Regions from separate parts of the Homo sapiens genome. Here region 2 is linked to region 1. Evidence: chromatin contacts called from ENCODE Hi-C or POLR2A ChIA-PET data. All regions are on one chromosome and are shown on one strand. Each heading gives the region's core, a stretch centred on a gene start or an enhancer-like site at or near the end of the contact. The rest is flanking DNA. Distances are from core to core; before and after follow the strand shown.

Region 1 (3,119 bases), core at 544-3,043:
CGAATACCTAAAAAACCTGTATCACTTGTTTCTGGAATTCTCTGATCCTCACTAGACAGTGTGCTATGCCCTCATTACATTCTGCCCTATTGCCGTTATTGCTATTGCTTATTTAAGTTGCTAAGGGCAGGGGCTTTACATCACAACTATATCCCAGGGCCTAGAACACAAATAGGCATCTTAAACCTGTGTTCTGAATGAATGGAAGTGGTAGGGACAGGATACAGCATCAGCAGTTCACTGACTCTAGATATGAAATCAGTGCCCCAAGTATTCTTCCCATCATATCTCATGTCAAGAGCAAGACGACAAAGTCACAGAAGCCACAGGAAAATAAAATTTCCCCAGAAAGGGAGCCAAGTTGGCCAATGGCAACAGTACTCTTTCCTTGGCACAAGGGGGCGCCTGCTGCTTACTCCATCGCCAGGAGGCCTGGAGGAAGGGAGGGGCCCCCAATTCCACACCGGTTGGCTCACGAAAATTCGGTTCAAAGGCAAGCTTCTGAAAGCCCCAGACAGTAACGATAGTTTGTGAATCTAAACGTTTCCAACGTATGACTCGCTGAATCGAGAGAAATCACGGAAATGGGCATACTCAACCTCACGCGGCTACTCCTTCCCTATCCTAGGGCGAATTCACTCTTTTTTCCTCTTCCTTGGCTTCCCACGCGCATGCAGAAGAGAAGCTGGGATCAGAAAAGCACCTAACCCACCTCTGCCACTTGACCATGCTTGCATTCTTCCTTTCCTCTCTCGAGTCAAGCTCTAGCCTCAGCGACTACAGATGTGTGTAGCCCACACTTTGCTTACAGGTAAACCAAGTAAAAACAAAGCTAGTCAATTCTCCCTCTCAGCTAATTGCCCACCTCACTTCCCAACAACCCCTTTGCCAAATCACAGACTCTTAACTGGCAGGACACTTACAGATCAACTAGTTTCACTCTTCAAAAATTTTCCCGTGAGATAAATAGGCTCCAGAGATCTCATCAGACACTGTGAGGCTAGTATAATTACCATCGCCATTTTATGGATATGGAAACTGAGGCTCACTGGGGTCAAGTGACGTACCCAGGGCTACTTAAAGAGGCTGTCATGTTTTCTGCTTCTTAAACCTCACGGTACCAGCCCGCATCCCTCGCCAAAGGGTACGCGCCCTTTCCGAGCCAGGATTATGACCCAGGTCACCCAAACGCCTAGCCCAGTACTTCCATGCCGCAGCCTGCCCTTGCTAGGTATGCTTAGGGTAGTTGGGCCCTATCTGAGAATCTGGGACATCCTGTTGAACGGCAGCTCTGGACCCTCTGGGTAAGACTAACACCCCCTGCGCAGGCTGGAGAAGTCGCTCTGACCCAGGGTCCTCAGAGCCAAAGGCCTCGTGGGGGCTGCCTTCTGTCAGCCCAGCCGTGTCCGCAACCCGTTTCTGGCCGGCTCCTTTTGGACACAGTCCCTTCTGGGTACTAATCATCCACGCTCACCCCAGAGGGGCCACGGCCCAAGGACCACTCCCGAGGGAGCCTGCAGAGCCCCACCAGGCCACAGGGCCGGAAGCAGACGAGGGCGGGAGGCTGGAAAGGAAGAGGCGGCGCCCGAGGCTGCTATGGCGGAGGGGCGGGGCTCCCCGCTTCTCCGGGCGTCTGTCTCATTTCTACCGGCTTCCATTTGACAGCTTCCCTCCCGCCAGAACTCCAGGGCTCCCAAGCTGGCGCGGGGTCCTCAGCCCCTGCCCGTCCCGACCTCCCCGGCGGGGACCGAACCTCAGCTCCTCCATCCGGGGCCCACGCGGCCCGCGCCTGCGCGCTGGCTCCGCCGACGGCGTCCCCGCCCCGCTCCTGCCCGGACTTGGAGCAGCCCCGCCTCCCTGCGCGGCGGCCATGTTGACTCCGGGCGAGCGGGATGGGGGTCGCCGCTCGGCGCCTCGCCTCGTAGCACCTTCCCACCTTGGTGACACCTGAAGAGTTCTCTCGCACTTCGCTCTCCTTCAAGGCCCCCCGCCACCCCGCCTTCAAATAGTGAGCGGAGGCTGCTGTCTCAGAGTCAGTGCTCTTGCCCCAGCTCCCGCTGACGTTCACTGAGTTCCCGGTGTGGGCCGAGGCTCTTGTAGTCGGAGGCTGACCCGCAGCCTCTTCACAGAAACCAGAGCCGCGCTCTTCCTGCTGTCAGGCAACAACAGCTCAGCACAGGGCCTGACACACAATAGATGTCCTCTGAATAGCCAAAGAAAAACATTCTTGGGGTTTCTGTGGCCGGCAGCGGCACCCTGCGTCCTGGGTGTGAAGAAAGTGGGGGATCCCCCTGATTTTCCCCTCCTCTATCTACCAGAGACCTTCTGTCCTACTTTAGTCCTCAGCCCCACCTCAGGTGGCTAATGAGGATGGTGAAGAAAACCTCAGAGAACACCCTCCAGGGCTCCTTTCACCTCCCTCACCCAAGCAGTTTCTCTCATAGGAAGTGGGGCCAAAAAAAGAAGAAAAAAAAAGAGGCGAACTCAACAAAACCGTCTATTGGGGGGAGCGGCCAGTTTGTACCCTTGTAACGGAAACTGTTAGAACAACTTTGCACCCTCCTTAAAGGAAACAGATGATAAATCCTTCTCCGTTGGTGGATTTCTTGTTTCTCAGGATTCCAAAGCCTTATGTGGTTTCAGTTATCTGCCCTCCAAACGAAGCCAGGGGCCGGGTTAGCCTCTGGCCACAGCCTGGCTCAGGGAGGGGTTTATCTTCTGCAACGGCTACTCATGTGGGTGGGAACAAAGAGATGGTTGCTACCTCTCCAGGCGAAGACCAGCCCACATCAGTCTGTGGGGGCCTGGGACTGTATCTCTTGACTCTGTAACTCATTTCAGGCCCTGAGACCTAAATTGCCTTCAGATATCTGTTGTGTGCAAGGTGGAGAAAAGGCAAATCATATTTAGTCGTTGTGTGTTGGAGAAGGGGGAAAAAATGGAGTTTCATGGCCCTTCCCCCAGGTTTTTCAGTGCCACGCACTTGTTCTCAGCTCCAGAGGCCTGTGAGTAACGTGGCAAAGCCTGGGGACACACTTGTGACTGGGGCCTAAGGCTGTGACTTGAATCTCTAGAAGTCCACCATGAGGCTCCAAGCAGCACTCTCTCTGCAAAGACAA
Region 2 (2,895 bases), core at 383-2,882, 1.9 Mb before region 1:
TCGGGAGGCTGAGACAGGAGATTCGCTTGAACCCGAGAGGCGGAAGTTGGAGCGAGCCGAAATTGCGCCACTACACCCCAGCCTGGGCGTCAGAGCGAGACTCAGTCTCAAAAAAACAGAAAACAGAAAAAAGAAAAAAAAATGAATCCTCAGAAAATGGGATTTATTGGTAGAAGGCGGAGAAAGAATATACCACACCCTTCGATTAGATATGTAAATAGTTAACTACTCACGGGCCTTGCCTGTGGACTCAAGTAAGGTTCAAAATCATCATCGTTTAATCCATCCTTTTGATGTACAGATCCATTTTGTACTAAAGAAAAAAAAATTCAATTAGGAGTGTCCCAATCCTACAATCTTCCTTTCAAATTAGTTCATATATGCTAACCAGAGAAAAACCTTACTAGTTAACAAAGCACGTAAGATTGAACTTCAAAAGGGTAAGAGATGACAGTGAATGCTGAAGCGACAGTCGCCAGTGAAAATGTCCCCCTCCACCCAGAGCAAGTTGATCTAAAAAGGTCATTTTATTGGCTCCTCTGGATTTCCATTCCCTCCCGCTTCCCCTCCCCCATCACATGAGAGTACTTCCAGAGAGTGATCCACGAGGATGAAAAACAAAGGCCTTCTAAGACCTACAGGAAACTAAGGACCTGGAGCGTTTCAAAACCCAATCCACCCCCACCCTTAATGAATTACTCCTTGTTAGCGAAAAAGCTGTTCGCCAGCTGCAAGAACACACCGAAAGGGTCAAAATACTTAAGTGTGCGGCACCTGCGAACTAAGCGGCTTCCGAAAGGTCCTCCGCCCGGGGCGCTTCCCGGAGACCCCGCCCCCACCGCCCCGCGTCCCCCTCCCGGCTCAGGGCCACCGGCGGAGCGGGACTTACCTTTGTTTCCTTGACCTTTTGGTCTCTGCAGGGGAAGGAAACGTCGCCGAGCAGCAAGTTGTCCAAAGGAGAAATGGAAAAGGAAGAACAAATTAAGGCAGGGCCCGAAGGGAGAATAAAGGAGCAGGCCCGAGGGGAGGCGTCAGGAATGGTAGTGAGGAAGAGGCTGAAAATGGGAGGCGGGGGAAAGCGCCAGGCCCGTGGGGCAGGGGAGAAAACGCGGCAGACGCGCCACCGGCGACGCGAGGAACCCAGGGCTTTAAGGAAGGGGAAGGAAACAAGGAAGGAAAACGAGGCCCGCCGAGAGAAGGGAACGCGGCGCGGCCCGGCCCGTGGGCTCCGAGGCCCGAGGAGAAGCGGGAAGAACAGGCTGAGGGAGAGGCGCCGGGCGCGGCCGGCCTGAGAGGCCCGAAACCTGGCCCGCAAGAGACGACGCCTCGGCTCGGCTCGGCCTGCCCAGGAGCGGCGGGCCCGGGCCTAGTCGGGCTCCTTCTCGCCTCACACAATGGCCGAGGCATGCGGGCCGGGCCTGTACCTGCTCCAAGAGGCTGCTGGCCGACATGGCTCTCAGATCCTCACGGGCGGCGACGGCGGCGAACTCTCCTCAGCGCGGCGGCGGCGGCAGATGAGCCCCGTCTGCGGGAGCAGGCGGAGGCTTTTGTCCCTGACACTCGGGGGCCTCGGCGGACGCAGCGGAGACACAGCGCGCGGCTCAGGCTCCGGCTCCGACTCGGCGACGCTCTAGCCCAAGAGCTCAATGCCCGTCTCTATGCTTTTACGCGCGCGCCCGCCCCCCACCGCCTAAAGCAGAGCGCCGAACAGCGGAGGCGGGCGGCGCGCGCGGCGCGAGCGCTGACTCTCACATTCACTCACCCACGCGGAAGGGGCCCGGCGCGAAGAACCCCGGGAAGGGAGAGGCCGGCCGCTGCGCCCTCTGGCGGATTGGAGGAGCGGAAGCCGTGCTCACGGCCTCCCCGCCCCCACCGCCCCAGGATTAAGGCCTAGGGGGTTTGGGACGACCAGGGTCGCACCACGAGGTTTCGACTAACACCTGGAAAGACTAGCTCTGGCTTCAGAAGAACGACAAAAGCCGGTTTCTCAGTGAGGGAGGGGCCTCCGAAGCCCGCGAGACCTTAAAATGAACCTGCCTTCCAGCTGCAAGTGATACCCCACCCCCATCTGGGAGGTAACCCGACCCCTAGGGAGTCACACAGTCCCCAGGGAAACTTCATGGGGGCCCTGTCCGGGAGTGACCCGCCCCCGCCCCCGCGAGGGGCTTGGTCATCCTCTGTTAGCCGACTACAGAAAGAGTACCCAGAGAGCAAAACACACACCGAAAGAATCCAGTCTCCCGCAAAAGAGATTCACCCCTTAGCATTGCAGGAAGGAGAATCTACAATTTATTTTCGGGGAAATCGCTGGCCCCAAGATAATCTGTTAAATTGTGGACTTTATTTCCAAGAAAAATACACCTCATGCATCTACACAAAACTTTCAAGGAGTCCGGAGAACCTATGAATCTTAAGGACCTCAAGAGGGAAGCAAGGAAATTAACATTATTGAAATACCAGCTGTGGGCCAGGCTTTGTTGTTAGGTATTTTCAAACACATTAAAGTCTTTCGACAACTTCAAAATCGCTATCAGTCTTTCGGTTTTTTACGACTGGAAAAACAGAAAGCTTAAGTAATGTGCCCAAGTTTACAAAACTATTAAATAGCCAGGTGTATCTGACACTAACATAATGGTATCTCTCTACCCCTACGAGACTCTGTATTAGGGAACCAGAATATAGGGGAGATGCAAAGGATGGGCAAAAGTATTTTCAATCAGAAGCAAAGCCAACTCATGCAGGAATATTTGATACTAGGAAAGCCCATCTAATAGCTTTTGTTATTGCAAGTACGTCGTGGTAAACAGGTAACTAATGCACTAATTGTCAACCTCGTACTATCCACACGCTGGATATAGGAGGCTTGGGTGGACTCGGTAAAATAAATAACATGGC

What was found. A loop is a pair of places that touch in the nucleus more often than their neighbours do. ChIA-PET counts read pairs that join two places held with the same protein, here RNA polymerase II (POLR2A). Pooled maps may share reads with other maps.
Region 2: a pooled map shows a loop between it and region 1 (7-fold over the local background). The contact joins the promoter of YTHDF2 here to the promoter of PIGV in region 1. A Hi-C loop is called at or near these places in 2 of 50 pooled maps. POLR2A ChIA-PET finds 5 or more read pairs at or near these places in 2 of 52 experiments (GM12878 and naive thymus-derived CD4-positive, alpha-beta T cell).

The regions. Positions count from the first base shown.
Region 1 is chr1:26,786,624-26,789,742 of GRCh38, reverse strand. It overlaps PIGV (phosphatidylinositol glycan anchor biosynthesis class V), which reads right to left and starts at 1,793. Exons shown (of 4, transcript NM_017837.4): 1 at 1,475-1,793. RefSeq lists enhancers at 217-346, 1,154-1,353, 1,041-1,867, 1,914-2,353, 2,874-3,023 and a silencer at 1,654-1,863.
Region 2 is chr1:28,735,677-28,738,571 of GRCh38, reverse strand. It overlaps YTHDF2 (YTH N6-methyladenosine RNA binding protein F2), which reads right to left and starts at 1,632. Exons shown (of 5, transcript NM_016258.3): 1 at 1,425-1,632; 2 at 890-914; 3 at 234-313. The coding sequence starts at 1,451. RefSeq lists enhancers at 1,026-1,135, 1,018-1,916, 2,236-2,285, 2,816-2,895.